Regions from separate parts of the Homo sapiens genome. Here region 2 is linked to region 1. Evidence: read pairs that join two places in POLR2A ChIA-PET (ENCODE). Cell type or tissue: OCI-LY7. All regions are shown on one strand.

The links. ChIA-PET counts read pairs that join two places held together with the same protein. Peaks named below come from ENCODE experiments on the same cell type or tissue, not always from the same donor. Only the 100,000 strongest peaks of a DNase experiment are listed, where the experiment ranks them.
Region 2: POLR2A ChIA-PET joins it to region 1 with 7 read pairs; 1 of 35 experiments calls an interaction of 5 or more read pairs at or near these places.

Annotation. Positions count from the first base shown.
Region 1 is chr15:62,026,040-62,028,539 of GRCh38, reverse strand. VPS13C (vacuolar protein sorting 13 homolog C) reads left to right here. Exons shown (of 85, transcript NM_020821.3): 6 at 120-182. Among named protein-coding and RNA genes, the nearest start is that of VPS13C, 33 kb to the left of the region's middle. In OCI-LY7, no CTCF peak of the experiment used is centred here; no DNase peak of the experiment used is centred here; H3K27ac peaks cover 445 bases.
Region 2 is chr15:61,166,405-61,168,904 of GRCh38, reverse strand. All of the region lies in intron 1 of RORA (RAR related orphan receptor A), which reads left to right. Among named protein-coding and RNA genes, the nearest start is that of RORA, 62 kb to the left of the region's middle. In OCI-LY7, CTCF peaks have their summits at 1,111 and 1,325 (motif pointing left); a DNase peak (open chromatin) is centred at 1,284.

The DNA of each region.
Region 1 (2,500 bases):
TTACCCTGTTACATGATTTCTAATTATATGAAATTAAATTTAGGTATATTTTACATGTGAAATTAAAGGTGTCTTTAAATTGCTTTGCATTTTGGTTATTGCTGCCATGTGGGATGCAGGCACACATTCAGGGGAGTTCATATATGGCTTGGAGAACTTTGTTTACAAGGACATCAAGCCTGGTGGGTATGCATGGTTAATTATATTCAACTATATAAACATATTCTTGTGTATGCTTGTGCTTTTGGTGGAGTCCATTTGATGGCATGCCATCCTTTTAGAAAATATGGAAATGCAATTTTTGTTTTCCCCCTCTACCATCATTTCCTTTTCCTTACCTGTAGTCGTTTATTCATTTACTAAATATTTGAGTGTCTTGTGGCAATCACTGTGCTGGATGATGCTGGATGTTTGTGGGGTAAACAAACATGATTCACTGTTCTTACGAAGCTTAGAATATGAACTACAGATAACTTTCAGATTTGGGCTACTCTTTTGAGTTTAGTTCTAGAGTTCAGTAGTTTCTGAATTAAGCAGTTCCTCTCTGATAGCGGTGGTTTTGGAACGTAAAAAGCAATAAAGTGGAATTTTTCTTTGAATTCAGAACCGTGACAGGAGGTGTTCCTCTGAGCTTTGATTTGTTTCACCTCTGTTGTAGCTCTGGAGGTGCCTCTAGACTACTGTCCTGTACAGCATATTGAAATTTCAAGCTTCGCAAAAGGCAAATTAAAGTCTTACTGTTTATATTAGGATTTATGATATGATTCTTTTATATACTAGGAAATCTACCAAATATATTAAAATAATACTTTTTAGTATTTTACATAATCTTATTTGTTAAACTTTATGTTTTATATCATACTTCAAGAGCTTGTTAGATGAACTCAGTCACATTTAAATTTGTTTTGATTAAATGGCAAGTGGGTCTGTATCTTGAAATTTGTAAACAATAAGCATCATGTTAGAATTATTTCTGTAGCTAGGAACTTTAATAGGTTGATTCATGTGACAGATGGAAGTGGAATTTTCATGACAGGCTTTACAGCATTAGGTGAAATTACCCTGAAAGCAGTTTCCGTTCTAATAAACCTACTCCTTCCGTAAGTGTGCCTGTGTTGTCTTATAGTTACTTTGTTTAATATCAAAGATAGCATGGAGATACTCATGGCTCACTGTCTGGTTTTGTAGGTTATAATCAAACCAGCTTACTGTAGTCTGGGTAGCATTGTTAAAAACAGCAGACTATAACAGCTGTCACCGTAAAAGAAAACATCATTGATTCAGTTTTTTTTTAAAGGTATATTAACGTAGATAAAAAAATGAGGTCCAGAATGTTGGTGCTTCTGAAATGAGAGTAGTTTATTTTGTTGATGATATCTTCATTCAGCTGGCTAGGACTTAACGTGTGTTTCATGATCATTTCCTCTTTTCAGTTTCTGAGTGCATATTATTTCCTCATTTGATATTACTTTTTTTTATTCTAAAGCAGTGGTTCTCAAAAAGTCAAAATGATTTTCATAATAATACTAAGCATTATTTGATTTTTCCTTTTATTGACATTTACATTGCTGGTGCAAAAGCAATAGTGTGTAAAAATTGCTAGCTGCCTTAGCATGATTCAAGGCAGTGGCACCAGACTGTAGTAGTAGTCACTGTATTCTTCACTGCCATGCACTCACAGTAAGCAAAATGAAACAAAAAAATTGCCAGTTTTTACTTAAGAATTCCCTTGATGAAGTAGGAAGTTTTAAATTTTAATAAACTTCAACCCTTGAGCATGTCTCTTTAATATTTTGTGCAACAGCAGAGAAAGTATGCCTGAAGCATTTCTGCATACTGAAGTAGGATGGTTGTTTCAAGGAAAATTACTTGTGCAGATGTTTGAGTTGTGAGCTGAGCTAGTTGCTTTTTTTCTGGAAAGCCATTTTTAGTGGGAAGAATCACAGACTATCATTATTCAGATTTGGTTGTTTGGTAGACACTTCAACAAAACCACTTCAAGGAAAAGGAACTGGCAGTATTTGTTGTCAGTGATAAAATTTGAGCTCTTGAGTAGAATTTTGGAAAACTTGTATTTGCCAACTTGAGATCGACAGCTTCCCAGTAGTACTTTAAGACTTTTCTGATGAGATTGGTGGTAATATTAACAGATGTGACTTTTGATATTAAATAATGAAATGACTTGACATTTGGAAGATTTGCATAATTCAGTAAAGCAATATTTCCAATGGAAGATAAAAATCATACATGTGTAAAGGGGTTCATTTAAAGTGCAAGAAGGACTAATTGATTTTGATTTGTATGAAAAATTCATTGATAGGGTTTCAGATTCCATGATGCAGCTACCTTTAAGAAACTTCCACTTGTTGAGTTTGATATGAAAAGGCAATGAATATGCTCCCCCCTTTTCTAATTATATATCTATAGTGAGATCAGATTTTCATCATGTACTTCAATTAAAACAACATATCTCAACAGGTTGAAGGCAGAAGCAGATATG
Region 2 (2,500 bases), 860 kb after region 1:
ATCAGATGAGTGATCTCATTTAGGCTGTCAGAGACTTTGGGAGGTAAGCATTACACCCATGCAGCTTGGGCTCAGAGAGGTTAAACAACTTGCCCAAACACAGCTAGCACCTGCTAGAACTAGGACTGAATCTCGGTGTTTTGATTTCAAGCCCAGCATACTGTCCACCAGACTGAGCAGACTCCTGGTGAGGGGAACCATAAAACGCTTCATGTATCATTTAATGACAAGGAAAGATGTTCAAGAGAAATAGCTAAGTAGATAAGGCAGGTTATGTGATCTAGCGCTCATTAAGACACACGTTTTTATTTATCCTAAAAATATCAAGATTAATATATAATACAAGGGCCAGGCACAGTGGCTCACACCTGTAATCCCAGCACTTTGGGAGGCCGAGGTGGGCAGATAACTTGAGCTCAGGAGTTCGGGAACAGCCTGGCTAACATGGCGAAACCCTGTCTCTACTAATTACAAAATTACTATTTTGTAATTTTGTAAAAATACAAAAATTAGTTGGGCATGGTGGTGCATACCTGTAGTCTCACCTAGTAGGGAGGGTGAGGCAAGAGAATCGCTTGAACCCAGAAGGTGGAGGTTGCAGTGAGCCAAGATCACGCCACGGCACTCCAGCCTGGACAACAGAGCAAGACTCCGTCTCAAAATACATACACACACACACACACACACGCACGCACGCACGCGCGTGTATATATGTGTATATATGTAATGATTTACATATATATGTATATGTATGTATATATGTGTATATATGTATGTTTTTAATATATATTATATATATACATTACAAGTTTTCTACAGGAAACAACACTCAGCATATTCCTAAATACTAGTAGAACTCTGGGCTTTTACAACTGTTTGGTGGAGTTTTGTCTGAGCAAGTTTCCAGATGTTTTATAGGTGCCTGAAAAGGTAGGTGAACATCAGGGGATATCCCCAAGAGCAAATATACAGAAGCAAGAAATGTTAGAACCATCTTTGCATCTGTGTGAATGTGCAGGAAACATGCATTGAAGTGTGGCTGTAATACAGGGACTGTGTAGGAGAGTGGTGGGTGGGGTGGGACCACCTTGGAGGGTCCTGAATGCCACATTAAAAGATTTCGGTTCTACAGATTATGAAGGACCTAACCCAGAGGTGGTGGTTGAGATGCTGTATTAAAAGTAACACCTTAAATGTGGCAGGGGATTAAGTGAGATCTAAATTTGAAAGGTTGGTTTTCAACATAAGTGTGGGGAAAGCTCCCTGATGCCAACCTTGCTGGTCCTGAATTGTGGCACACTGTCACCACCTGGTGGTCACATAGCCAAATTGTAGGGCTAATGGATTTAGCCAGAGTCCTGGTTGTAGAGAAATTTCTTCATAAAAAAAAAAAAAAAAAAAAAAAAAAAAAAAAAAAAAAAATCCTGGTCAAATTATTTGCATCCTTTAAAGAGTTCTAAAGGCTTATAAATATCTGGATAAGGATCTCAATGTTTATTATTAACCTGAGTGTCTGTAATAATGTGGACACATTCTTTAAGTAACTCAAAATTGTTCAAACCTAGCAGACAAAGAACATTGTCATTTTCTGGACTATATGAATATCAGGATCCATCTGGAAGTTGAAAAGACTCAATAGCTTTGAGATTTGTAATGAAGGAAAAAAAAATCTTTTAAAGTAATTCCTAGCAGGTTGACATTTAAGAGACTTAACTGCTGAGTACCGAGTGAAGAGTGATTTTTACAGAAGCTCTCGTTTCAGCTGATTCCAGGGCCTGATTAGATGTCATTACAAGAAGAACTGGATTTTGAACAGAGAAGCATTAGGGGTGCAGCCGATTCTGTGATTTTGTGTATGTGTGTCACTGCAGTTTGAGACATCTGGCAACTACAACTTCTTTGTCATTGTCTACTGTAATTCCAGAGAGGGCAGGTCTTAAGAAGGGGTGAGCATAGCTGGGCTCAGATAATTGTTGGTGAGTAGGTTGTGGGGATGAGGATGGGGAAAAGTAATCTAATTATGGAGATGTACATGAGAATGGAGTCTTTATTACCATGCTGGCCACTGGCAAGCATTGTAGCTGTGGATAACATGTGGATAACATGTAAAGGGTATGTTCTGCTTCACAAGTAGTGCTCTGTGTGGTGGGATGAGCACTGTGCTAGGAGTCCTGAGGTCCAGATCCTAGCTCTGGCTCTCCCTCTAACAGAGGGAGACTCCCTCTGTGACTTTTGGAAAGATGACCTCTCTGAGGCCACATATTCTTTAGCTGTAAAACTTGGTTTTATATTTCCCCTTCCTATAATATCATGCTGCTGTGAGATTCAAACAAAAAGCACTGGGTAAATATAAGGTGATATAACGGTTGTCAATGGATGTGCAATTACGTTTGAAAAGTCCAAATGTTGTGTAAGATTAACTACTCCTCTCCTGCCTCATCCCTTTTCTTCTGTTCTTCTGCCTGCTCCTGTTCTGTGTCTGTTCATGTTTTTATTCCTA